Linked DNA regions of Homo sapiens: regions 1, 2, 3, 4, 5 and 6 are each linked to region 7. A link is a loop called in an ENCODE intact Hi-C map of the cell type or tissue named here. Cell type or tissue: endothelial cell of umbilical vein. All regions are shown on one strand.

Region 1 (4,000 bases), 240 kb before region 7:
AGTAAATCAACCATTATTTTTATTGTAAAATGTGGAAAGTGGCACCTGAGGTTGAATGTAACTCCAAAATAAAAAAAATCTATTTTTAAACAACTACACTTTATAGTCTAATGGCCACTTGAAATACATCTTTAATAAAATACATATACTCTGCACATTATAATCTGGCAATATTGATTTTTCAGGTAGCCATCTGCTCACTATCCAAGAGGCCTATGAAAGGAATGGCTGAGTATGGCACCCACTTTAGAATCATGGAAAGTTATTTTCTTGCTGATCCAAATCCAAATTTATTTTAATGGGTGCTACATGTTCAGAACAATTCTGTGGCCCATGGGCATTCAATAAACAGCTGGACCATGCTACCTCCACAAACTGACCAAACAGTAAAGGTTAGAAGAGGTATACAGAGTTGTGAGCAGACTGTATAAACTGGATGGGACTAAATGTCAATATTTTTGGCGATTAAGATGGAAGGCAAACTTAAAAGCTATCTTAAAGTCTTTTTGATAAGCTTGGAAATATGTTTTTAGATTAGGCTTACAGTATTATAAAGCATATTTTTCTTTGAGAAGGCTAAAAACCTTAGAAAGACACTTGTACTTACATGTCAACACATAACTCATAATTGCATTTCGAAGGAAGGGAATGTTATTCACAACGTTCCAAAATCCCTTGAAGTGGGTAAGTATGTAGTGCACTGTGTTTGGAGTGGGTTTCAGAAATAATTTTATTCTTGTCAAAAATTCCGCTGCAAGAAGACGAAGAAAGGGAGGGAGAAATTAATGGGACTCATTATAAGACACAAATCTATACAATGATAACTGTATCCAGCCCCACTCCTAATGAGGCAACCAAAGGACAAACTTACGTGTTGAGCAGTTTTCTCCATAGAATCCTGTCCGGGTACAATCGCACTTATACTGGTCAAATCCCACACTCATACATACACCTCGGTTTTGACATGGGTGGGAACAGCAAGGATTTGCTGCAATTAAAGGACAGCAAATAAATCATTCTCTAGTGTCTTAATCTTAATTTAAACATTTAATTGTTTGACTATGAATCAACTTTACAATAATAAATTCAAGAAATATATAGGTAGTCATGGAAATACAATTTTTTAACCTGCCTTAGAATGGATAAAACGTAGAAATACCAATTTTCTATTCTAAATAAGGATAACAGCATATTCAACTTGGTACATCATGTTACTAAGCTTTTCTTAGTTAACTCTTTAGATGTTAAAATTAGCATTTTTAAGAAGTTCAAATAAGTAGCACTTCACTTTCCAAATTAAAATGGATCTAGTACACTAATCAACATTTAGGGAAAAATTCAAAGTAAAACAGCTTACTTTTAAGACATTTTGCTTATCTTAAAACATAATCCGGGCTTTCCTGGGAGCAGGAAAGAACTGACTAGAATATTTAAAACAACTTCTTCCACTCAATAAAAAGGTTCCAAATATAAACAATTCACATATATTGATCAGATCCTGTCTTATCATAATGACAACCTGCAAATTAGTATCATCTATCCCTATTTAGGAGGTGAGAGTGTCTCAGATCGGTTAAGTAACTGGCTCATAATGATCAGTGCTTGTGGGAAAGCTGGAATATCCACGGAGTTCTTTCGAACTCTAGCGGTCCAAGCTCTTTCCCAAGTCACGTAGCTTCTCTATTCGGAGAGAAGTCGGAGTACTGGGATAGACCCAGGAGGTCAGAGCGGAAACTCTGCCCGGGTGCGTGGAACCGGAGTCCCCGGTGCGCGGCGCCAGGTACTCACCTGTATGGCTGAGCGCCAGGACCGCGCACAGCAGCAGGGCGCGGGCGAGCATCGCAGCGGCGGGCAGGGCGCGGCGCGGGGGTAGGCTTTGCTGTCTGAGGGCGTCTGGCTGTGGAGCTGAAGGAGGCGCTGCTGAGGAGTTCCTGGACGTGCTCCTGACGCTCACTGCAAGTCGTATGACAATTGGTCGCTAACCGAGAGAACCTTCCTTTTTATAAGACTGAAAACCAAGCCCATGTGACGAAATGACTGTTTCTTTCCGCCTTTTCGTACCCCCCACAAATTTTTCCCTCCTCTCCCCTTAAAAAAATTGCGTAAGCCCGGTGGGGGCAGGGTTTTTTACCCACGGAAATGAGAAAATCGGAAACCCAGGAAGCTGCCCCAATTTGGGAGCAGAGGGGGTAGTCCCCACTCTCCTGTCTGATCCCTCCCTCTCCTCCCCGAGTTCCACCGCCCCAGGCGCACAGGTTTCCGCCAGATGTCTTTTCTTCTTCGCAGTCTTTGCCCGAGCGCTTCCGAGAGCCAGTTCTGGACTGATCGCCTTGGATGGGATACCGGGGGAGGGCAGAAGGACACTTGGCTTCCTCTCCAGGAATCTGAGCGGCCCTGAGGTCCGGGGGCGCAGGGAATCCCCTCTCCCGCCGCCGCCGCCGTGTCTGGTCTGTACGTCTTTAGAGGGTCGAGGAAGTCACGTCGGGACAGACTGGGGCGAGTAAGGTTAAGAAAGGCTGACATGTTTTATGTTTTAGTGACGACGCTTAATAGGCTGTATATCTGCTCTATATGCAGCACATACATACATAGCTTTTTAAAAAACTCTTATTTTGTGGAATGAAATAGCTACCTTCAGTGTACATAGCTGTAATTTATCTTTGTAGCTAAGTTGCTTTCAACAGAAGAAATACTGTTCTCCGTACCTTCACCCCCTCCTTGTTTCTTGGAAAGAGAGGCGGGAAAGGTAAATTCTCCTCATAATACTGGTCCTAAGCAGTTACCCTGTAAATAGTTAATGTGAGCTCCACGGGTCACCAATATAAAGTTTCCTGCCTTCTGATGGACAAAGGAAGCGGCGATGGCCAGAATTTGCAGGGACGCTAAATGTCCAAAACGTATGCCTTAAGGCATTTCTCTCCCTGATGCGTGGATTATTTTGGTTACTAGCCCTTCATAGGAGATACTGGTAAAATAAATTCGAGTTTTAAAGTTCACTCTTTTGTCTTTTCTGTCCACTTTTCCAAGATTATGAGTTGTGACCATGGATCAAAGTACAACATAGCATTTACTTTTCAGTTGCCTGGGCTTATTGGGGCTAATTTTCTATTCTCGTTTTGGAACATAGTTGGATGAGGAATTAATTAGATGGAAGGGAGATTTTGACAGTTGGAATTTCATCTTTGCTTTTGTTTAACATCTATCATGGGTAGTGCTCAGGGAGGAGCATGTGAGGGTGAGATACTAAAAAATATATATATGTATATGTGTGTGTGTATATATACATATATATATACACACACACCAGAAAAGAAGTGGAAAATAGAAAATTCAGTTATGTCCTAAGTCCTTAGCATTACAGGAAAATGACAGCATAAAACCTGAAATAAAACTACACCAGGTACCTCAATTTGTAGAAGTCTTATAAGAAAAAAATAAATAAGAGACTCACTTGGAGGTTTTTTTTTTAACTGTTTTGCTTAGTGTACACATCTGATTCTTCATGAGACACGGATGACTAAAATTCCATCTCATCTAGGAAGCCTTTCTCCTCCTCTAGTCATATTTCATCATTCCATTTATGGCACTCCTATTTATTGCATGGAATCTTACATGAAATTTCAACTAAGAGCGTGGATCATTTTCTTTTTGATAATTTAATAATTTCAATCTTCTGTTTCATTTTAAAGGAGTAGGTTGCATCTACTGAAATTTGAAGTTTATAGTTAGAGCTACTAATGTTAGTTTGGGTTAGAAGCCATGTTAGAATCCATACTGTGAGAGAGTACTAAAATTTTACATTACAATCCTGAATTCATTTTGAAGTGATCATCATCATTGTCTTCCTTATCAGACATTAATTGTTCTGTTGTCTGAAAAGAGATTTGGATACAAAAGTGAGGGAAAAACAGGGCATAAGGAATAATTATATTTAGATTATTTTAAACTCAAAGGAATTGAACTCCATCTATCCCATAGTGGAAATTCTGTCACTTATATA
Region 2 (4,000 bases), 430 kb before region 7:
TAGAGCCGTTTAAGGAATCGAATACCATTTCCCTCCATGTCTAAATTTGTATTCCTGCTGTTCCTTGAGGTCTTTCCTCGTTACAAAAAGAGAAAAATTTACTTAAATTTTTAAATTCTACCTACTTAGGAGGTATTCAAAGGGATCTCAGAATGTTTGTTTTATATGTTTGTAATCACTGACAGAAACAAGTGATTCCACAGGAGATTTGAGTGTAGATACTGAAAGATGTCTCCTGTGGAAAGAAGAGCTATTACATTACAAATAAGCATGAACCTGAAAAAGAGTTCACCAGAAAAGAACCAACTAACAATTGCTTTCTCAGAGATAAGGAAAAAAAATTTATATGATCACTTACTTGGTAAACTTTCTAATGTTTGTTTTTACAGTTTGGGAAGGTTGGACTTAGATTTTTGAGAGTTGTAAAAATCTCTTCCTTATCTGGGAGCACATTATTTTGGTTATGTTTCTTGCTTTTACATTTATTTAGTGTATTCTAAACATTTCAAGACACACAATCAGTAAGATCATTAGAAACAGAATATGGCCCTTTCCTCATCCTGGCCACAAAGAGATAGAGCACTCTATTTAATATTTAGCAGACGCATTAGTATTTTAATACTATTTGATATTTCTATGTGCAGAATTTTTTATTTAAAAAAGTGAGAGTTTTTGTGGTAAAGTCATAAATGTTAAAGTCCTTTGAAAACAAACTTGGTCATTCTGATATTTGCTTTATTTAATCTATAAAGTCTGATAAAATGTTTCCTCTTTATTGGATATTTTTTATATTTTAGTTTCAGTTAAAGAGCCAGTCTTACATGCAGTTCTTCAGCAGCCCAAGTTTATCTTCAACTTCTTTCCACTTTCCCTGTCCATGTTTGGCTTCTCTTGCTAAATGATCTTTTCTTGCCCAGGCTGGGAACTCTTCTCAGCAGTGCTGTATCCTTTGGACCACACCTCTATCCTCCTGTCCATAAATTACTACCTGTAGCTTGACCTCAAGGTCTTATTTACTGCTTTCCTTTTGACATTAAGTATCCTGATTAATTAATCTGTGCTAAGGAACTTGTGATTTATAGTGTCTTATCTCTCCAGATAATGCTGTATTTTGATATTTCAAAATCAAACTACCAGAGACGACATACTGTAAGTAGGAAAAAATGTATTAATGGCAGGAATCCTAGGCTCTAGGGCAAGCGAGTTTGAAAGATCATTTGGAGCCACTGAGAGGTCTTTTGGTGGCTTTGGATCACATATTCTAGGCAATTTCCTACATCATCTAGGGTGGAATTTTGATGCTCTGTTTTTAGTTTTTAACTCCATAGTCAATGAAACTATCATAAAAATTTATGGTCAAAGGAGAATTTTAGCCATTCCCATTTCTTTTGTGAGCCAAAGAACTGTTTATCAAGGAGAGAAGGACCATACTAGAGATTCGCCTGGATTTTTGTTGTATGACACATTTTATCTTACCAAAACAGGCTGTATTCACATTAATAATTATTTTTATTTTTATTTTATTTATCTTCTTCTTCTTTTTTTTTTTTGATACGGAGTTTCACTCTTGTTGCCCAGGCTGGAGTGCAATGGCATGATCTCGGCTCACCTCAACCTTCACCTCTCGGGTTCAAGCAATTCTCCTGCCTCAGCCTCCCAAGTAGCTGGGATAACAGGCTTGCGCCACCATGCCCGGCTAATTTTGTGTTTTTAGTAGAGACGGGGTTTCTCCATGTTGGTCAGGCTGGTCTCAAACTCCCGACCTCAGGTGATCTGCCTGCCTCGGCCTCCCAGAGTGCTGGATTACAGGCATGAGCCACCGCGCCCAGCCACATTCATAATTATTAATAGAGGTCTTTAAATTTAGTCTTAAATGCCATGTTTCTAGAAGGATTTAAAAATGGTAGCACTTGTCAGGTTGTATGACCAAATAGGTAAATTATATATGCCACTGGAGAAATTTCAAGACCTTTTTGGTTATTTGTAAATATTATTATATGCCACCATTCTCTATTAGCATATTAAGTTCCAGAGGAAATAGAACATTTCTGATACTGCCTACTACTAAATTGTAAATGCATGTAAGACCTGTAAATACACAGTATTGTAGATACCTGTACTCATTGAATAGAAGTAAGCTAAGGACATGTGAAAATCACATTGATGTTTTGAGGTCACAGGTAAAAGTTGATTTGAAAATGGTCAGTGAACAGTTGGGGGAGTAGCTAGTCTCGGCTCCTCTGAGTTTTCGGGCTTGGTGGTCTTTGCTAGGATCCCACTCTACTTGCAGTTCACAACGTCTGTCACGTGAGGGCAGCATAATCACATACAGGCCAGCTGTCTGGTTTGACCTTAAGTCAGAAGAACTGATTCCAAAGGAAATCACATAGTAACATGTAAATGCAGTCATTTTTTTCCTTTTATACACATTGCTCAACTGATTAAAATACAATATGAAATATTAGGGAGAAAAATACTTTTAAACATTTTCTGTGATTGAATATCCTTATCAAAAGGATATGTGTGATTTGCATTAGAAAAATAATTTGCAATTATGACTTTTAAAAATTGTGTTTTAAAAGGAACACAGACACAAACACACCCAGAGAGTGAGAGACTCTCTTTCCTGTTTTTTGTGGATGGAACAATACATAGCATTTGAACACTGTTGTTAGGCTTTTTATGCTTCACTCACCATGATATTTTGGGCAAGTTAACATTTCTATGCCTTAGTTTCCTCAACTACATGGGAGTAATCATAGTTTGCATTCATAGGATTGTTAAGGATTAAATGAGATAATGCAGGTAGACCAATTTAAATATACTCTACACATAAGTGCACTATAAATAGTTTGTATTATATTGTCATACACTGCATAATGATGGTTCAGTCAACAACGGATTGCAAATATAACAATAGTCCCCTAAGATTGTAATGGAGGTGAAAACTCCTATCACACAGTAGCATTGTAGCCACCATAACATCTTAGTGTAACACATTACCTTTTCTATATTTAGATATGTTTAGATACACACCTACTTTCTATTGTGTTACAGTTGCCTACAGTATTCAGTAGGGTAATATGCTGTACAGGTTTGTTGCCTAGAGGCAGTAGGCTATACCATATAGCATAGGTGTGTAGTAGGCTAGTACCCGCACAGTATGTACATCTAGGTTTGTGGTAAATCCACCGTTTGATGTTGGCACAGTGACAAAATTGCCTAATGACACATTTCCCAGAACATATCTTCATTGTTAAGGGACACATGAATATTCAAATACTGAATTTTTAAAGTATAGATTTTGAAAAACACCTTCTTCCATGTGGAACTAGGAAACTATCAGAGACCAATGCACAAGACAGAATTGAGTAAGATTCTTAGACTGTATTTTCTGGTATTTTGTCACAAATATTCTGGAAAAAAACATGTTTGAAGGAGCTACTGAAGAGATGAGGAGGGGGAAGTACAAATAGAAAGCTTAAGATTTAGTGCAAATTACAGTAGAGATTTCACATATGCTTTTTGTTTGTTTGTTTGTTTGTTTTTTTGAGACGGAGTCTCACTCTGTCACTGAGGCTGGAGTGCAGTGGCACCGTGTCGGCTCACTGCAACTCCCATCTCCTGGGTTCAAGCAATTCTCCTGCCTCAGCCTCCCAAGTAGCTGGGATTACAGGCGCCCACCACCATGCCCAACTAGTTTTTATATTTTTAGTAGAGATAGTGTTTCACCATGTTGGCCAGGCTGGTCTTGAACTCCTGACCTCAGGTGATCCACCCACCTCGGCCTCCCAAAATGCTGGGATTACAGGTGTGAGCTGCTGCACCTGGCCTCACATGTGCTTTTATGAAAGAATTTTTTCTTCTTAAAGACTTGAACCTTTACTTTTTAGTTGGTAATGGGTTGATGATTCTTTCCTACTTAGGAATTTAATTATTATTCAGGAAAGCAATATCATGGTAAATAAGACCCTGAAGAGATATTTTTAAAAGGAGAAAA
Region 3 (4,000 bases), 510 kb before region 7:
CAAACTTCTGGCCCCAAGCAGTCCTCCCAAAGCACTGGGAATTATAGGCATGAGCCACTATGAATGGCCCCATTTTCTTATATATAAAATAGGAATTATGGTACCTACTTTTTGAGGCTGCAAGATTAAATGAGATGATGTTTGTAAGGCCCCTAATAAAATTGGTGTAAGCCAAGCCCTCATCAAGTGGTATTGATACCATGTTGGAGATGATGGAGGAGAACAACTTATGTTAATTGTCTTTAAAATGCCTTAACTTCAATTTTTGGGAAATTTAGCATATTTCAAACAGAAATAAGATGTAAATATATATTCAACACTTTAGTAACAGGATAATTATTCCAACAACATATTAGTTGATCTTAGGTATCAAGATAAAAGAATACATTGTAAGTGTGATAATATAAATAAATGTAAATTCTTTAAAAAAATTTTTTTAATTTTTAACTTTTGTGGATACATAGTAGGTATATATATATATTTATGAGGTATATGAGATGTTTTGTTACAATCATGTGATATAAAATAATCATCATGGAGAATGAGTTATCCATCCCCTGAAGCATAAATAAATGTAAATTCTGATGTTGAATTTATACACCAAATTGTTAGATTTTAGATTTTATCCTCATTTTACTTTGCTTATTTTCTTATATACTGGTAAGATCTTATAGATGCTGTAATATAGTAAAATGTAGAATGTATGCCATAAAATTAACCTGAATTAGAGTATTTTTGCATGCATGAGGAAGTCTGTTAAGGACATAATAACTTTATATATCTGATCTCTAAACTAAACCTAGGCTTTTAATTTTGGCTATCCAGATAAAAGAACTTAGTATTTCATTGTCAGTTTAAAAAAAAAAAAAAACTCCAATTAATCCTTGCACTTGTTGTGATCTTCCTCTTTGATTCCTCTTAAGATACAGCCTAAGCCTTCTTCACTGTTATAAGTCTTCATTTGATCCTGCTCAACTTATTCTCATAGATGACCTACTCATTGTGAAAATGGAGGTCATCAGTTATGAAACCTCTTACCTTTGCCCATCCCCACATCAGTATCCTCTGTACCACTCCACTGTCTTCCCAGAACATTTGTAATCCTGTTTGTCTGTGCCTATGATTCCACTCTCTGAATGGCACTTCTCCTATCCCTTTATGCAGATGTCCTCTTATCCTTTAAGCTTCAACTGTGCTATCACCTATTCTAAAAAAAAATTCTATGAAAAATACATAAATAACTTAAAAGTTTCAGTACTACTCTGATACCAGCTAGGACATTTAACCAATAGAAACCCAATTCTTATTATATTGGCTTAATTTTAAAATTTTTTTATTTGTTTTGACTTTATTCAGATAATGTTGAACTAGATACTATGACATGAGGATATTCCTAAAGGATTCTGCTTTGGAGTGCTTTTTGAGATGTGTCTTTTCCAAAAGATTTCTCCTCCCATTTAAACCTCAGACCAACAGAAAACGAGTCTTACTTAGATACTAAATTGCTAATTTAACTTCTTAATTTGAAAGTTGTAGTGCTTTTTCTTTTTAATGAGTAATTTAAATTTATTGGAACCAGTTATTTAACGTTTGATTTTTTTAGCTTGTTATTTTTCAGATAGACCAAGAATTGATGTAGTTTGAAATGGTTTTAAAATTTTGCATGCCAATTGCACATGCACATTAGAGTCATTTTTGAGTTTTTACTTAATCTGTTTCAAGTAACTGTGGCTCAAAATAAAATAATATAGTCCTAATTTCAATGTGTGGACAATTTTCGTGCTACAGTACAAATTGCAGTAATATTCTTCTACAGCTAGGAGGCAGTCTGGTCAAAGAGTAAAATTTCTCTCCCAGTTCTCATGTGCAAACAAGATAATACACAGAATCTGGAAGGAACACGTAGTTTAAGCCATTGCATTTCCTGTGACACTTAAGGCATTGTTCGTCATCTTCTGTTTGTAATTATGTAAAGTTACCACTAGTTTCTTGACAACGAAGTCTAGGTTACTATTAAAATAAGCCCTAGTTTTCCACTTGATCTTTACATTAGTAACTTTTTAATCATATCTGTTGCTGAAAGAGGTCATTCTTTTCACAAAATTTCTATCTTTCTGATAGTTCATAAGGATCGTAGCATTTAACTAAAAAGTAATTATATATTTACATGCAACAGTGACTATGTTAGAAATTAGGGGAAATAATATATTCCAGTTTGTAAGTATTCACAGAAGAATGAGATATTTGTTATTTATTTAGATTTATTTTTTTCTAAAAATGATTTAAGGCTTTTTACAAAGAAGCATAAGTAAACAAGTGAAAATAAATATTAGTAATAAAGAGTCAAAGGGAAGGTAAAAAAAGAAAGCAAAATGGAGTTGGTAGTGAGATAGGTACACAAAACTGTATGTATGACTAGATGTCCTAAACATGCTTGATATATAGGAAGGGGGCTACATCTAGTAAGATGAAATTCATGGGGAGATTAATACAAAAATGTATTCTATCAGATCCTGTGCACTAGATGTAAGGTGGCCAGTAATTTGGCTCCAAACTTGGATGAAGAAGAGAAAAACCAACTATAAAATGTACAGTGCCTATGAGGCTAAAACAGACAAGAAGGACAATAGTTTCTGACATCAAGGACAAAATTGTCTCTTGAGTGTTCTTCATAGGACAGTGGGTCGTATAAGAATGTGTAATCAACAGCTTTACATTGAAGGCAATGATAAGTTTATTTTATTTTTATTTTTATTTTGAGATGGAGTCTCGCTCTGTTGCCCAGGCTGGAGTGCAGTGGTGCGATCTTGGCTCACCGCAACCTCCACCTCCCGGTTCAAGAAATCCTCCTGCCTCAGCCTCCTGAGTAGCTGGGATTACAGGCACCTGCCACCACGCCTGACTAATTTTTGTATTTTTAGTAGAAACGGGGTTTCACCATGTTGGCCACGTTGGTCTCCAACTCCTGACCTCAAGTGATCTGCCCACCTCAGCCTCCCAAAGTGCTGGGATTACAGGCATGAGCCACCGCGCCTGGAGATAAGTTTATTTTTCATAGGAGTATCATTTAGGTTCCTTGCAAAGACCAGGGGTTTTGAGGTAAAGCAGAATTTGGTAAGAGCAATTTTGTGCCAGATCAACCAGAAAATGAAAAAATATTGACCTTTTAAGCTTTATTTCTATTAGTTTTTGTATGTACTTCTAAAATATGTATCACTGATACCAGTGACAAACCTATCTAAATATTGATAATATTTCTTTTCCTTTTAGATTCTGAAAAAGAGTTCCACGTCCTCCCTTATCGAGTCTTTGTTCCCCTTCCTGGATCCACTGTAATGTTGTGTGATTATAAATTTGACGATGAGTCAGCTGAAGAAATCAGGGACCATTTTATGGAGATGTTGGATCACACAATTCAAATAGAAGATTTGGAAATTGCAGAGGAAACAAACACAGGTCATTATATGATGCTATTTAAGAACCTGGTTAGATTACAGCTAAGATTTTACCTATGAGATGTCTAGTTTAAATATCATGTCTTTAGATTTTTTTTAAAGCTAGTTCTGTTTGACACTTCGAAATATTAACTGAGACATTTTAAAATACATGTTTAATTTCTACATGTCTAGACATACAGTGAGTATTTCCTGGGAAATTGTACCAAAATTTAAGATACTAAGGTATTTTTCAAGCTTAGCAAGTAGATCTTAATAAAACAAGTTCAGGATTAAGTAGGTAAAATTACAAAGCTTTAAGGTATTTCTTTCAATATAAAAGTTTTCTCAAAACTCATTATCTTACTTGGTAAAGCATCATGTCAGAACAGAAGGTTTTAAAACACTAATTTATTAAACATTTTCTCCATATTATTTGCCTTTTTTTTTTCATATACCTTTCATGTAATTGGGATACTAAGCCAAAATGGGCAGTTCCAGAAATTAGATGACTTTTATAGAGCATAGATTTGCTTTACTATCCAGGTTTTGTAACACATTTTTTT
Region 4 (4,000 bases), 69 kb after region 7:
ATATGCCAATGATGCAAAGTAATGAGCTTTTTTCTTTCTTAAATAATTCTACAAAGTGCTAAACATTAAATGTTAATTAAAATGAGGATACATCCATATCCAGAAATACTGGTACTCATTTCTTAATTCATTAATTCATTGATATTTCTTCATCTTGATAAGGGTGTGTAGGTACAAGTAAAAGTTCTATCTTTTAAAAATAATTTATAAGCTTACTATTATGTATTATTGCCTAATATATTAGTCCATAACTCATCTATTTTTAATGCTGCCTATGATCTCTTTCTGGTCTCATTTATTTATTAATTCAATACATATTTATTGTTTAGTGTGCCAGAAACTGTTTTAGAAACTAGGGGTACAGCATGGAAAGAAGAATTAAAAGTTTTGAGTGCTTCATATAAGCCAAATATTTTCCCCCAAATATTTAACACTCAAGACTAGCCTATGAGGTGGGGTTTTAATTTATAAGTTAGGAAATGGAGTCATGGATTACTTAGGCAGGTTACTGGAAGTCACGATGATGTGGGGGAGCTGAGATGAGGCTGCATGTCTTTTCTCCTTCATTCCTTACTTTTGAACCACCTGTCTCTCAAGCAGCCTTATTTCTTAGTGTTCCCCAAACACAGCCTTCATTCTAGCCAGGCCAGAATGAATTCCCAGATGTCTCTGACGAATGCCACAGCCTCCCATCCTCAGTCTTTTCATATGGTTATTCTTCTACAGAGAATGCCCAGTCTTCTGCTCCACTTAAAAACCCTGCCTGTCCTTTAACTCAACTGGTCTCACTGTTCCTCTGAACTGAATGCTGCCCTGTGTCAATCAACCTCTAGTGAGCACCTTCTGTGTATTTATTAATTTTGCAAATATTTATTATGTACCTTCCATGTTCTAAGCGCTCGGATAAAAAAAAATGCAAGCCTGATGAACTTTCTGCCTTCCTGACATTTCAGTTTTTATTGAAAAGGCAGGCATTATCCAGCAAATTCACAGTAATTTTACACCTAAATATCTTCTCATGTTCTCCTATATTTGTAATTTTTACTTCTCTAACAAAATATACTTAACTTTCTCTCTTGGGCTTATTTTTTATTTTCTGTTGTGATAACTCAATATTTGTTTGTAGATTGCTTATAATCTCACCTCTACAAATTTGTTTCTTATGTGGAAGGGGGATCACATTTTACATGCTTGTTTTTCTTATTCTCTGCTTTCATTAGCAAAGATTTAAGAGATCTGGTTCAACAATAGGAGGCTACTGAATGGCACAAGTGAAAGATGACATGGGATAGGTGGTGAGGCTGGAGAAGGTTGAGATATGAGGGCTTTTGCTGGGATAACACTGAAGGGAAGGATTTGGAATCCCAATGAATTTCAGGGAAGAATGAAAGAGATACAAACACCATTTAAGATGACTTCTTGTATAATAATGAAAAGAAAGGTTTAAATTTAACATAATGCCTTTTTGAATATATGTAGTTGTATCATGTAGGATGCCAAAAGGTTTGAATTTAGTAACTGATCTAATACTGGGCTTGATTTTTTCTATCACAGAACTGTAACTCCCAAGAACAGGGTATTTTCCGCAGTAATGTGAAAAACCTGGTTAATGGTTTCATGGTGTTAATATGCCACCTAGTGGATCAACTTGCACATTCTAACTTGGGGTTTTCAGAGTTGGAAGTGTTCATTTTCCTTTATCAGAATGGCTTGCTCACTAGGAACACCAGCTGAGGTCCAATTACGATAAATCCACTAGTTCCTGATGTTGATATTGCTGATTTTTTTTATGCTCAAGAATTCATTATGAGGGAATTGATAGCAGCAATCATTGTCAGTTTAATTTTTTGTATGGTCTTTTTTATTTTAAAGCTTTTTAGGTGTTTAGAAAGCAAATAGTTGGTTTTTATTTTATTTGGACACTTTTATGCAATGAGGGTTGATGTTTCATGGATTTCTGTGAGAAGGAGAAACCAATTGATAAATTTGCTGATATAGATCTCTAGAAAGGCAGGGAGATTTTTAAAAGAAGATGTAGTAGGATACTTTGAATAGCAGAAACGATTTGCTGACTTACACAATATAATAAGCTCATTCTTGGCTACACACCTGGTGTGTTTATTTCTTATAAACTTTATAGCTTCACTTCTAATTTAGAGTTCCCAATTTTCATCACATATTGTCAGTTTAAAAATAACAAGCGTAACAGCTGTTGTAGAATGTTTATGTACCAGGTATTGTGCCAAGCACTTTATAGAAATGATCTCCAATCCCCACAAAACCCCAAATTAGTACATTATTTCCATTTTAAAGAAGAAGAAATGGGCTCAAGTATTGACACTAATTGCCCTCCATCTCACACAGCCAAGAAGTGTTTGTGCCTGGTAGCCTTTGGTCCAAGTCTCCTTCATAGATCTGAAGCATCTTTTGTCATCACAGAATTATGTTTCCCTATTCTTAAGAAAAGTGGGATCAGCAAATATCAGCTTTACCTTAACGGACTCATTCACGTTTGAGCCCATTTCCCGAGAAGATAATTACATATATTACGTTTTAAAATAAGGCATATAAAAGAACCACATTCCTGTGATAGCTCCCTTTTTCCAAAATCTGACTGCGTTTTTAAAGTTACTATTAGAGAATAGAGAGCCTTGCTTGTTGGGTGTCTGGGACATAAAGTCACAGAAAAATAATTGCATGTTTGCACCATTTAGATCTCACATGTTTAAGTGGTGCAAACATGATCTCCTTCAGGCAATGAGCCATGCTTGCCCAGTGAGCTTGCACGTGGTAATGGGAGAATCCCTCTGAGCATGCATCTCCAAGGCCAAGTGGGCCACAGCAGTTGTGAGTGAGAGGAGGCCATAGCGTCCTAAACTGATCAGACTTGCCAAGTATTCCTACCTGTGGCAAGGGGCTGAAAAGCCCGTGGACTGTACCTTAATGTTGCTTAACAATCCCTGAGGTAGAGAATAAAAGGAATTGTGGAATAACTCTGTGACTTGCCTCGGTTTCCTGATGCCCAGAAACATCTATCTCATTGGTCATCGAGATGAAATGAGGACTGTCCTGGGAAATGGAGTCTTCCTGATTTTAACAAGGTTCTGAAGCAGAAGCAGAGACAAGATTTACTATTCAGGCCTTCTTCCAAAGCCCATTTCCACTGCTCTTCAATAACTGCATCTACCAAATTCTGAATGTTCTCTTCTTTCCCCAAATTCTAACTAGGTTAACTTCATACCAAAACCAGTGTATGACAGTTGAAATAGCAGTTCTTAGAGGTTGTAGTTTCCTGTGTTTTCTTCTGGTTACCATTAACATGGGTATATGTAAAGAATATATATTGGATATATGTATGCTGAATAAAAAGTAGTAATTCATTTTCACCAATGAAATCACAGAGCATGATGTTTCCTAGATAGAGGAGGCTCATGTTTTATAACTGTATTGTTTCAGTTGAGGAAGGAAGGCAATTCTCCAGCAATGCCTTCTTCCTCCACTAGGAAAAGCTTTTACTTTCCTGGTGGTCTTTTTCTACTTGCCCACTAATTATAAAGAACATAAATTATAGATTTAGTAATTACTTGTTTCTTCCCTGTTATCCCCCTTTTGGCAAAGAGCAGAACCAACATAATTTTACCATGCTACCACTTTATTCCCAAATTTATCAGCATAAAATCTAGAACATTTCCAGAATCCTTCTTTCCCTGGTGAGGGAAGGAACAGTAGCTGAATATAAGCTTAACAAGAGTGCAGTGGTGGGATGTTGAATTTAAATGTGTATGCATGACTCGTAGATTTCTATTCATATATGTCAAAAGGAATACTCTAATAAAAAGATTCATTTGATTTTTATTTTAATAAAAAATATATAAATGAGTTCATAGCAGCGCTAATTATACAACTTCTGTCTCTATTTGCAGGTGATAAAAGAAGCCATGGTTGAAAGCATTGAATATAGAAGACAGAATCCATCTCGTTGCTCTGTTTCCCTTAGTAA
Region 5 (4,000 bases), 310 kb before region 7:
ATCTAAGTATAGGTAGCTCTGCTTTTTTCTTTTTTGGCTTCCATTTTTGCACAGAAAATCTTTTTTCATCCCTTTACTTCCAGTCTATGTGTGTGTGTATATATGAGGTGAGCTTCTCATAGAAAGTATATAGTTGGGTATTGTTTCCTAATCCACTTAACCAGTCTATGTCTTTTAATTGGAGAATTTATTGCATTTATATTCAATGTTATTATTGATAATAAGGACTTACTACTGCCATTTTGTTACTTGTTTTCTCTTTGTTTTGTAACTTTTCCCTTCTTCCACTCTCACTGTTTTCCTTTGTGGTTAAGTGATTTTCTCTGGTAGTATGTTTTAATTGCTTATTTTTATTTTTAGGATATTTATTATAAATTGTTGCTTTATGGTTACCACGAGGCCTATAAAATCATCTTATAGTTATAACAAGTTTTTTATCAGCAGATAACTACTTCACTTTGATCATAAAGTAAAGAAAAGAAGCAAACACAAAGAAAAACTTAAAAACTTTGCACTTTAACTCCACCTCCCCATATTTTGGCTTTTTATTCTCTCGGTTTACATCTTTTCATAACTGCATCTTTCTTAACAAAATTTTGTTGTTATTATTGTTTTGATAGCTTTGTCTGTTAGTCTTCATACTAAAGATATGAGTGATTAACACACCACAATTACAGTATTAGAATATTCTGAATTTGTCTCTATACTAACTTTTACCAGTGAATTTTATATCTTCTGATGTTTTCCTGTTGCATGTTAGCTTCCTTTCAGACTGAAGAACTCCCTTCAGTATTTCTTGTAAGACTGGTCTGGTGGTAAGTCATATCCTCAACTATTATTTATCTCAGAAAGTCTTTATCTATTTTTCATGTTTGAAGGCTAGCTTGCTAGATACAGTATTATCATTTGGCAGTTTTCTTCATTAAGCACTTTGAATATATTATCTCACTCCTTCCTGGGTATGATTTCTGCTGAGAAGTCTGTTGCCCAATGAACTTGAGCTTTTTCATATGATGTTGCTTCTTTTTTATTGCTGATTTTAGAATTCTCTCTTTGACCTTGACCTTTGAGTGTTTGTTTATTATATGCCTTGGTGTAGTCTTATTTGGGTTGAATCTATTTTATAATCCTTTATAATCCTTGACAATCCTTGACTTTTCTGTACTTGCATATTTATATTTTTCTCTAGGTTTGGAAAGTGTTACTGTATTATCTCTTTGAATAAGCTTTCTACCTTTTGCCTCCTTCTCAATTCCCTCTTAAATGCCAATGACCCTTAGGTTTGCTCTTTTGAAGCTGTTTTCTAGACCTCGTAGGCATATTTCATTTTTTAAAAATTATTTTTTCTTTTTTCTTCCCTGTGTGTTTTTAAATACCCTATCTTCAAGCTCACTGAACCTTTCTTCCACTTGATAAATTCTGCTGCTGAGACCTTCCAATGAATTTTTCAGTTCAGCCAAAGTATTTCTGAGTTCTAGGATTTCTGTTCTTATTAAAAATTATTCTAATCTCTTTGTTAAATTTCTATGATAAATTTCTGAATTGTTTTTCTCTGTTATCTTGGAGTTCACGGAGTTTCCTCAAAATTACCATATTGAATTCCTGATTTGAGAGCCCACACCATTGCTCCATTGCCTATCACCGGATCTTTGCTTTGTCCATTTGGGGAGGTCATGGTTTCCTGTTTGCTGTTGTTTCTTACGGATTTACATTTCTGTCTTTGCACTAAAGGTTTAGCTATTGATTCCAGTCTTCACTGTCTGGATTGCTTTGGTCTTTCTAGGCTATGCATGTTTAGAGGTTCTGTGTGGTTTGCATGTTGAGTTCCCTTAGCCCCGGACTGCTGCCTCCTTTTTGGCACTAGATGGTGCCCTAAGTCCAAGTTTGCCACAGCTCTCAAAAAAGTTTGGAGAACTGCCTGTGTCAGATGGGGGGCTGTGTGGCAGGAGGAGTCCCAAAGGAGATTCCTTGGTTGTGTGTGGAGGCTGGGTAGAGTTTTGTGTCCTGAGGACCCATGAAGAATGCCTCCTAGAGCCCGGTGCTGCTGAACTGCTCTTCTGGTTTGGTGTCTCTTTTTGCTGAGCTGAAGAGCAGCCCTACATTTTGCACCCTGGGATTGCTATCCCTTCTCCACTCTCTCTCTCTCTCTCTCTTTTTTTTTTTTTTTCAGTCTAGCCGCCTTTAGGATATTTCTCTCTACAGGCACTTGTGATGCTTCTTGAGTTGAGGCAGAAATGGCAGTCCTGCTAAGAAACCCAAGATGGTGGGGAAGCCTGCTGTCTTGCCTGCCTTGATCTCACTTTTTCCATTGGTGAAACCCTAAGTCTAGGGGGACTTTTCCATGTAGTGCCTGGCAACTTAGGTAGGGGAGGCATATCAAAGAAACTGAAGTTCATTTCTCTTACTTTCTGCTTGTAGTTTTTCACTTTTCTGTGGTCTCAAAAATCATCAAAAGGCCCAGTTCTTGGTTACTGGTGATGATAATCTAGGTACTGGATAGTTGTTTTTGGTTTTCTGTGGGGAACACTGAAGCTAGATTATTTCTATTCTCCCATTTTGACGACATCACTCTTGAGAATACAACTGTCATTTATTAAGCCAGACATTAATGAGATTTACAAAATGCATCACAATGCCTCTCCTCTCACTAAGCTTACTTTCTTTCTTTCTTTTTCTTTCTCTCTCTTTTTCTCTCCTTCCTTCCTTCCTTCCTCCCTCCCTCTCTCTTTCCCTCTTTCTTTTCTTTTTCTCTTTCCTTACTATGGTCTAGCCTAGCACTTCTGGCCTCAAGCAATCCTCCCACCTTGACCTCCCAAAGTGCTGGGATTATAGGCATGAACCACCACATCCAGCCTTACTAAACATTTTTTGTTTAGGTAAATGCTTTTAATAAAATATAGTATTTTAAAAATATGTTATTTATACAAACATGCAATAAATGTATTATTTTTATTTTAAATGAATTAGAAAATATATTTTAAATATTTCATTTTAATTTCTAGTATAGTAAATATATATACACAAGTTTGTGTGAGTGCATCCCACATAAGCAAAAGCATTTTAAAATGTATTCAATAATTTTTAAGAGTGTAAAAAAGCCCTTAGACCAAATTTTGAGAACTACTGATATACTTCATAAATTTTACATGCATTGTTTCAATTTAACCTCAAAAAACAGATTTGTGAAATAAACAGGTCTAATCTTATATCTCATTCTGAGTTGTTTAATGCTTTATCCTCAGTGCTTGAACAGCGCCTGTATATTCTAACTGCTCAATAATATTTGTCGAAAGAACAAATATAAGGAAACCAAGATAAAAACAAAAGTTATTGAGATGTGTTTCACAACATGAATACCCTTAACACTATTGAAATGTACACTTTAAAATGGTTAAGATACAAAATTATATGTCTATTTTTTAACCACAAATTAAAAAAAAAAAAGAAAAGAAAGATATTGGGTAAGGTTAGAGTTGAGAAGACTTTTCACCTTGTGTGATATGTGGAGATAAGCATTATTACCTGAGGTTAGATCCACAGACGCTTTGGCAATAGTCTAATCAAGCACTACAAGAGGCAATGGGCTAAGCTTATTATCATGTTCTTGTGCAAGGATTCTCAAGGCCTGATTATTTCTTTCAGGTACAAATAGGGTGAAATGTTTTTAGTAACTGGGCAATCCCAAAGCAGGGAGTTTTTATAATGCCTGTTTTAATTTTACAACGTCCTGGTTCATGTTTTTCTTCCCAAGAAAGGGGTTCAGGGACTAAGTGTTTAGTGAGTTCATACAGTAAAGACCCTAAGAGGGGAAAACTAGAGACCCCTTGATGACAACATCTAATTAAACCTAAGAACCTGGAAAGTTTCTTCTTAGTTACCAACCTAGGAAATTCCTGGGAAAGCTTAACTAGCAGACACCAGATCTGGATGCCTGCGGCACTCAGATCATGTCCTAAATAGTGAACAGCATCTATTGATACTTGTAATTTGTCTCTGGAGA
Region 6 (4,000 bases), 190 kb before region 7:
GTGTAATTCACAAATATTAGCTTCAAATGAAAGAAGCTCAACTTTACACATTTTGAATGGTAATGTGGTACCTCTGCGAAGAGGTTTTTCAACTAATCTGTATTTTTCCTTTCTTATTTGAACATAGGGAGAACATGGAAAGTGGAAAATTCCAAATCTTAGGAAATGGATTTTTAAAAAAATCATTTGATTAATAAAATTGCATGCTTTTAATAATCTCAGTCAAAAATTTATTGTTATACCGACATGTTCTAGAAGTTCTTAATAACAGTTTATGGATTAAGACAAACTTTAATAACAGATTGTGGAAAGCAAATGGTTTCAATGTAGTTCTGTGTAATTGCCCACATATGATGTTTTGATTTTTTCATTCTGGTATAGTACATGCAGCAGTGAATTGTATCTCACTTACATGCCCCTGTCACAAATTTCTGTGTAACTTCATTTACTTAACTTCTCTGGATCTTTGTTTTCTCAAACACAAGATGATGTTGGGCTGGTGGAAAAAAACTTGTCTATTGTATACTTATTGTATAAAATGAATTTAGTTGAGTTTTTTTTTGAGGCCCTTAAGACAGTATTGCAATAATTAAAGGTGTTTCTAATAATAATTTAGACAGAATTCTATCATTAAAGCACCCCATCCCTTCTAAGCATCAGTCCTCTGAGTTTCTATTCATTTTAAATCACCTTTTTGGGCCCCTGAGGAAAATTTGGGCCATTTAGGCCTCCAGGCATTTGTAAGTGTTGCCTCTCCTCTTACGTTAAAAAATTCTGCAATAAACGTTTTATTGAAGTCAAAATGTAAATTTCCAGTTTATTCATTGGTCTATGATACATCTCTGATAGTTTTATTTGACATTATCCAACTTTCTTTCCTGCTGCCCCCACCTAACCCAAATTTATGTGTCCTTTAAAATTTGACTCATATGTCACATTCTGCTAGAATACTTATCCCATTTTGCTTTCTGCTCTTATTTCTCCACTGACATTCTTTCATGTGACTTTATTTTTGTGACCTGACCTGTCAGCAATCATTGAATTGAAAACTTCATAAGGGCAGATGTCATACCTTGTTCACTGTTCAATTCCCATATCAAATGCATTCTGACACATAATGAGCACTCAACAACGTTGAACGGTTAAATTAATGAAAGAAACAGGCAAACTGAGTCTTTGTTGTTTAAAGAGACTTTTCTTTGGTACTCTTCTCTTTCCAAATACTGACCGAATGTGCCCTTTATTTCTTCTAGGCCCTATAATTTGTACCTATTGGAAAGAGAACTATGCTAAAATTAAAAGGTAAAATTTATGTTCCAGCCCAAGGTATTTATGGAATGAATGAATGAATGAAACAACCAGCCAAACCTTTCTCTAAATGCTATGACACTTTTTAATTTCTTATGTCATCTGTTCGTGTTTTATTACTGAATTACAAGCAAATGATGTTGGATGAACGTGGTCTATTCTGAATACAATGTGGATTGTGAATTTGTTTTGGTAGCTAACTAGTGTTAATGAGCACTCCAACCTCTAGGGGGAGCTCATGGAAACATAACCCTCTTCTAGGTCTGGGCTTTTTTTTTTTTTCTGAGAAAAAAATGTTTAATTGATAGCATGGAAGTAAAACATTGTGTGATTAAACTGGCAACAACAACAAAGGTGAAGTACAAAATGAAGTGAATTGTAAGTGTAAGAAGTGTAGCAAGGGTACAAAATTAGACATTTGGGAAAGGGAAATATCAAATTCCCAAATTTTTCCATTTAATTTAGCATCTGGTTGAAGTCGTTGTAGCTAAATGTTTAAATATGGTTAGCACATTTCAAGACAGGAAAAGGAACAGCTTGATTGGAATGGGACATATCCCAAAGGCTGAAAATCATCTAGTAACAGGCTGGAGTTTGGGTTATAGCTTTATTACTAACCAAAATATTAATTCTAGTTGGAAGTTTAAACTCCAATAAGACACAAGCCTGAATCTACTATGGTTGCTTCTGGCCCTAAATTCTTGTTCTAGTCATCATTTTTGGTTTAAGAGAGTGACTGTCATTGTCATGTTAAGGTGAAAAAGAACATTCGAGTATATTGCGGTGTAGCAAGAAGAGCATATAAAACCACTATTCTAACATCATTTTAACTACTACCTTGCCAGATGAACTTTGGGAAGTCTGCCTGATTTTTCTGAGCTCCTCTTTTTTTTTTTTTTTTTTAAATAAAATGAAAGTAATGTTCCCACTTTCCTGCTTAATTCAAAAAATCATTATGGTATAAAATGAGCTAATGGAATGTGAACACCCCAACTATAAGCTGTTCAATAAATGAAAGGTATTAATCTTTTCCAGGCCAACCACACTTTTAACAAAACATGGAGAGACTTCCCTGATGGAGCGGTACAAACTGAAGATTCATTGTGTACTAATTAATGGGCTGGCTAAAAGAGTGAGAGTTCCAGTTTATATGATTATTTCCTTTTTAAAAATTTTTTTTATTGTACTTTAAGTTCTGGGATACGTGTGCAGAACATACAGGTTTGTTACACAGGTATACACATGCCATGGTGGTTCGCTGCACCCATCAACCCGTCATCTACATTAGGTATGTCTCCTAATGCTATCCCTCCCCTATTTCCCCACCCTCCAACAGGCCCTGGTGTGTGAAGTTCCCCTCTCTGTGTCCATGTGTTCTCATTTTTCAGCTCCCACTTATGAGTGAGAACATGCGGTGTTTGGTTTTCTGTTCCTGTGTTAGTTTGCTGAGAATAATGGTTTCCAGTTTCATCCACGTCCCTGCAAAGGACATGAACCCATCCTTTTTATGGCTGCATAGTATTCCACGGTATATATGTCCCACATTTTCTTTATCCAGTCTATCATTGATGGGCATTTGGGTTGGTTCCAAGTCTTTGCTATTGTGAACAGTGCTGCAATAAACATACGTGTGCATGTGTCTTTATAGTAGAGTGATTTATAATCCTTTGTGTTTATTCTCAGTAATGGCATAATGTCAAATGGTATTTCTGGTTCTAGATCTTTGAGGAATTGCCACACCGTCTTTCACAATGCTAGAACTAATTTACACACCAATAGTGTAAAGGGGTTCCTATTTCTCCACATCCTCTCCAGCATCTCTTGTTTCCTGACTTTTTAATGATCGCCATTCTAACTGGCGTGAGATGGTATCTCATTGTGGTTTTGATTTGCATTTCTCTAATGACCAGTGATGATGAGCTTTTTTTTCATGTTTGTTGGCTGCATAAATGTCTTCTTTTGAGAAGTGTCTGTTCATATCCTTTGCCCACTTTTTAATGGGCTTTTTTTTGTTTTTCTCTTGTAAATTTGTTTAAGTTCCTTGTAGATTCTGGATATTATCCCTTTGTCAGATGCATAGATGGCAAAAATTTTCTCCCATTCTGTAGGTTGCCTGTTCACTCTGATGATAGTTTCTTTTGCTGTTCAGAAGTACTTTAGTTTAATTAGATCCCATTTGTCAATTTTGGCTTTTGTTGCCATTGCTTTTGGTGTTTTAGTCATGAAGTCTTTGTCCATGCCTATGTCCTGAATGGTATTGCCTAGGTTTTCTCCTAGGGTTTTTATGGTTTTAAGTCTTATATTTAAGTTTTTAATCCATCTTGAGTTAATTTTTGTATAAGGTGCAAGGAAGGGGTCCAGTTTCAGTTTTCTGCATATGGTTAGCCAGTTTTCCCAGCACCATTTATTAAATAGAGAATCCTTTCCCCATTGCTTGTTTTTGTCAGGATTGTCAAAGATCAGATGGTTGTAGATGTGCGGTATTATTTCTGAGGCTTCTGTTCTGTTCCATTGGTCTATATCTCTGTTTTGGTACCAGTACCATGCTGTTTTGGTTACTGTAGCCTTGTAGTATAGTTTGAAGTCAGGTAGCATAATGCCTCCAGCTTTGTTCTTTTTGCTTAGGATTGTCTTGGCTGTGCGGGTTCTTTTTTGGTTCCATATGAAATTTAAAGTAGTTTTTTTCTAATTC
Region 7 (4,000 bases):
TATAAGAGTTTTAAATCCTCCTAGTGCTGGGAACCATTTTCCAAACATGGCCCCAGGATCAAATCCATGCCACACTTGCACGGGCATGTGTGCCAGTTTTGTCATATCTCTAACTATGTCTTCAACTACTTGCCCTTGATCATCTATGTGTAGACAGCAATTAGTAAGGTTAAATTTCCCACAGACCCCTCCTTCAGCTGCTAGCAAGTAGTCAAGGGCCAATCTATTTTGACAGATAGCATTTCTCATCTGAGTTTCTTGCCGGGCCAGAATAGTCAAGGCTCTGCCGGTTTTATTAGTGATTATTTCTAAGACAGCTTGTAACTGTATGATTCGGTTGATCATGTAAATGGGGGTCCAGTATCCCCACGAGCCAACTTGTGCCCAAGTAGCAGGCCCATAATATTGTATGATTCTCTCAGGGGGCCATTCATTATCTTTCTAATTTTTTATAGCTATGCTTCTCTTTTCACGGAAAGCATAGACAGGGAAGCCCAGGAATTTGCCTGTTTTTATGGGCAGTAGGAAGAAAGATGGTTTAATAGTTTCAATAACACAACTACCTGCCCACTGGTAGTTGTATTATTGGAAGCTGTATGCCCACATATCCAGTATAATGCCGTGGGGGCTGTCCAGTCCCAGTGGGACTCCGGGTGGGTCCACACGATTTGCAGCTTTGGAAATTTACTAAATGGATTCCTCTCTGTGTGATTTGAGCTCCACCAAGTGACTGTTTTTGTGGTACCATTATACAGTTTCTGTCCCAGACAACTAAGTCATCCTACGGGGTGAGTGAATTTTTTTCCTTCTCTAGCTATGCAATATTGTCCAGTAATTGAGGGTTTTAGGACCCAGAAATTATCAGGGTAATTCTTTTGAGCCAGGAATTCATCAGGAACTGGGTCTACAGGTACTAATTCTCGGGCTTTCCATGGCCATTGATATCCTGTTACGGTTCCTCCACAGACATAACATGAAGTGACATTGAGAGGCTGGGCTACACACTCGGCTAGTTGCAAAAACAAATTTCTTGTTTTTCCTGGAATTTCTGGTACTGGCACATTTAGTTCATCATAGAAAGTTTGAAACACTGGCTCAGGAGAGCGTTCGTAAACTTCTCCTCCTCGAACCAAGATATTTACTCGAGGATCCAGTCTGGCCCTGTCGATTCCTAAGGTCACACGCTCCCCTTTTTTCCAGTGAGGATTAAGGGGATTGGTTATCACTAGCTCTAAGGGGTTACATTGTCCCTTAGTACAGGAAGGGTCATTCTTTCCTTTCTGAAGGTGGACTGGATCCTTTTCATTTTTTTATCCAAGTGGCCCAAATGACACAAGACCAGTATCCACATTCATTTCCACACAGTCCTAATTCATGACAAATGTACTTATTTTTGGTCATATAGCCTTTTTCCCAACTAAAATGGCCACATCCCCTTCCTAGCTTATTGCTATTAATGATAGCACAGGCATCAAATTTCAAGATTATGCGTTTGGGCACCCCTTTTTCTTCTGTTCTGGCTAATACTTTACTTGTATCATTTATGAGTCCCCACCAGTCTTCAGTCCTTAATCTTATTTCAAAAACAGTGGACATGGGAGGCTCAGAGGGGTCATAACACACATCTGGTCTGTCGTTTCCTGGGCTACATACCTGTACTGAGTGTCATTATATAAACATGTTCCTTTTAAAGTTCCTAGGCATTCATAGTAACTATAGAACAGAATAATTGTTTTAACTTGTTGCCCTACCTCGGTAACCTGATGTATACACTGAGAGCAGTCCTCCATGCAGGGAAAATCAGTGGAAGTGTCTACTATACAAGTCCAAATTATAAGGAAAATGAATCCCATGATAATTTTCCTCATGCTTCGGCTGTGCATAGACCAGTCAGCTTCTGGGTGTGACTGGAGCAGGGCTTGTCGTCCTCCTCAGAGTCACTTTGCAGGGGTTGTCCGGGCTCGGTTTTGCCTTCCAGGTTTCAGCGGCTGCAGGTTTCACACGGCTGTGGTGGATCCAGGGTGGGATTCCTTCTACCTTTACAGCTGTGGGGGTGTTCAGGATGATGGTCTGAGGTCCTTTCCACCGTGGCCGCAAAGGGGCTACATTCCAGTCCTTGATTCATACGCGATCACCTGGAGAGAAAGGGTGAACTGGGGAGAATAAGCTGATGGGACACCTCTCATTTACCCAAGTTGAGATTGTTTGTGTAATTTTTCCTAAAGCCTGTAGCTGTCGCTGTAATTCAATTCACCTAACTCTTGGGAAGTGCCTGGAAGCTCTCCTAGTATAGGAGGAGGCCTATGATACAGTATTTCTTAAGGGGAGTATCCTGTTTTCTTAGAAGGAGTGCATCTAATTTTAAACAATACCATAGGAAGGGCCTGTATCCACTTTAATCCTGTTTCCTGACATACTTTCCCTAAACTATTTTTGATAGTCCGATTCATTCGCTCCACCTTTCCGGAACTCTGAGGTCAGTAGGCGGTATGTAGCTTCCAAGTGATTCCTAATGCCTTTGCTGTCTTCCGTACCAAGTGAGCCACAAATGCCGGCCCGTTATCTGAGCTGATTCATAAGGGCAGTCCAAACCTAGGAATAAGATCTTGGAGAAGCACATGGGTTACCTTGTAGGGCTTTTCAGTTCGTGTTGGATAAGCCTCCACCCACCCAGAGTAAGTACACGTAAGAACCAGCAAATACTTGTTACCTCCACATTTTGGCATTTCTGTGAAATCCACCTGAAGATCCTCAAAAGGAGCTGCTCCATAAGCTTGTATGTGGGGCGAAACAGTGGGGCTTTGCCTCGCATTGTGCTGTCGGCATGTAATGCACAGTTGTGCTACTGCTTTGGCAAAGGCTGGCAAGTGTGAGACGTAGAAGTACCGGCCTAACAATTCTTCAAGTGACTCTTGCCCTAGGTGAGTGGTTTCGTGCATGGCCAATACGACTGTGGCTCCCAGCAACTGCAGCACAGCTACCCTCCCATCTGGCAGTCTGATTCATCCTCCTTTTATTACTTGCCCCCTGTCTGGGTGGAAGAAGTCTTTTTCTTCCTTAGAATAGGTATGTACCAGGTCAGGTGTTTGAGGGAGTAAGGGGGCTGCTATCGATGCCCAGTAAGGGGTAGATGCTGCTTTTTGAGCTTCTGAATCAGGTCGAGAGTTTCTTAAGGCCACTGAGGTGGAGGCTCGCTGGTGTCCCCTGCAGTGCATGACTGCCACCTTCTGAGGTTTCCACACTGCCTCTAATAATTGTAGAATTTACTGTTGATATTTTATGTCCTTTCCCCCAGAGTTTAACAGGCCCTTTTCCTTATATAATGCTCCATGCACTTGGAGGGTTAGAGAGGCATATCCAGAGTCAGTGTAGATGTTTACAGTCTTACCTTCACTGAGTTCTACAGCCCGAGTTAAAGCAATGAGCTCAGCCTTCTGGGCTGAAGTGCCCTGTAGCCACAGTTTGGCTTTAATGACAGCATCCAAAGTTACCACCGCATATCCTGCACATCTTTCTCCTTGTGAGTTGATGAAGCTGCTCCCGTCCATGTATAACTCCCAGTCTACTGATGATGCCCATGGCTGGTCCCGAAGGTCAGGTCTGCTAGAATAGACTGAGTCCAACACCTCTACACAGTTATGCTCGCCCGGGCTCTCTGATACTGGGAGCAGGGTGGTGGGATTTAGGGTGTTACAGACTTCAATAGTTATGTGGGGATTTTCACATGGCAAGCTTTGGTACTTGGTTAATCTAGCATTTGTTAGCCAATGATGTCCTTCGGTAGTCATCAAAGTTACCACAGCATGGGGGGCCTTTATATTCAGGTTTTGCCCAAGGGTTAGTTTATCTGCTTCTTGTGCTAACAGGGCTGTTGCTGCCAGGGTCCTTAGACATAGTGGCCAGCCTTTGGAAACCCATCTAGTTGTTTTGAGAGATAGGCCACTGGCCTTGGCCAGGGCCCCACAGTCTGGGTTAAAACTCCAACTGCCATTTTTTCTCT

The links. Peaks named below come from ENCODE experiments on the same cell type or tissue, not always from the same donor. Only the 100,000 strongest peaks of a DNase experiment are listed, where the experiment ranks them.
Region 1: it touches region 7 in a loop (3-fold over the local background); 9 of 110 quality-filtered maps call a loop at or near these places.
Region 2: it touches region 7 in a loop (9-fold over the local background); 11 of 110 quality-filtered maps call a loop at or near these places.
Region 3: a loop joins it to region 7, with 6 times the contacts of the local background. A loop is called at or near these places in 4 of 110 quality-filtered maps.
Region 4: a loop joins it to region 7, with 14 times the contacts of the local background. A loop is called at or near these places in 12 of 110 quality-filtered maps.
Region 5: it touches region 7 in a loop (11-fold over the local background); 11 of 110 quality-filtered maps call a loop at or near these places.
Region 6: it touches region 7 in a loop (13-fold over the local background); 8 of 110 quality-filtered maps call a loop at or near these places.

The regions. Positions count from the first base shown.
Region 1 is chr1:186,678,451-186,682,450 of GRCh38, forward strand. It overlaps PTGS2 (prostaglandin-endoperoxide synthase 2), which reads right to left and starts at 1,973. Exons shown (of 10, transcript NM_000963.4): 1 at 1,789-1,973; 2 at 872-988; 3 at 608-751. The coding sequence starts at 1,840. PACERR (PTGS2 antisense NFKB1 complex-mediated expression regulator RNA) reads left to right here and starts at 2,204. Exons shown (of 1, transcript NR_125801.1): 1 at 2,204-2,996. RefSeq lists an enhancer at 1-323. In endothelial cell of umbilical vein, a CTCF peak has its summit at 1,919; DNase peaks (open chromatin) are centred at 2,001 and 3,661; H3K4me3 peaks cover 3,384 bases; H3K27ac peaks cover 3,759 bases.
Region 2 is chr1:186,480,553-186,484,552 of GRCh38, forward strand. No RefSeq gene overlaps it. Among named protein-coding and RNA genes, the nearest start is that of PDC, 21 kb to the left of the region's middle. In endothelial cell of umbilical vein, a CTCF peak has its summit at 2,313; a DNase peak (open chromatin) is centred at 2,319; H3K27ac peaks cover 333 bases.
Region 3 is chr1:186,402,813-186,406,812 of GRCh38, forward strand. ODR4 (odr-4 GPCR localization factor homolog) reads left to right here. Exons shown (of 14, transcript NM_017847.6): 12 at 3,271-3,456. Among named protein-coding and RNA genes, the nearest start is that of ODR4, 29 kb to the left of the region's middle. In endothelial cell of umbilical vein, a CTCF peak has its summit at 1,850; a DNase peak (open chromatin) is centred at 1,919; H3K27ac peaks cover 2,281 bases.
Region 4 is chr1:186,984,454-186,988,453 of GRCh38, forward strand. It overlaps PLA2G4A (phospholipase A2 group IVA), which reads left to right. Exons shown (of 18, transcript NM_024420.3): 18 at 3,924-4,000. Among named protein-coding and RNA genes, the nearest start is that of LINC01036, 110 kb to the right of the region's middle. RefSeq lists an enhancer at 433-934. In endothelial cell of umbilical vein, a CTCF peak has its summit at 1,635 (motif pointing left); a DNase peak (open chromatin) is centred at 1,598; H3K27ac peaks cover 1,272 bases.
Region 5 is chr1:186,604,075-186,608,074 of GRCh38, forward strand. No RefSeq gene overlaps it. Among named protein-coding and RNA genes, the nearest start is that of PTGS2, 74 kb to the right of the region's middle. In endothelial cell of umbilical vein, a CTCF peak has its summit at 1,858 (motif pointing right); a DNase peak (open chromatin) is centred at 1,887.
Region 6 is chr1:186,721,372-186,725,371 of GRCh38, forward strand. No RefSeq gene overlaps it. Among named protein-coding and RNA genes, the nearest start is that of PACERR, 43 kb to the left of the region's middle. In endothelial cell of umbilical vein, a CTCF peak has its summit at 1,513 (motif pointing right); a DNase peak (open chromatin) is centred at 1,540.
Region 7 is chr1:186,915,058-186,919,057 of GRCh38, forward strand. The region is part of intron 7 of PLA2G4A (phospholipase A2 group IVA); the gene reads left to right. Among named protein-coding and RNA genes, the nearest start is that of PLA2G4A, 88 kb to the left of the region's middle. In endothelial cell of umbilical vein, a CTCF peak has its summit at 2,258; DNase peaks (open chromatin) are centred at 2,274 and 2,524; H3K27ac peaks cover 1,328 bases.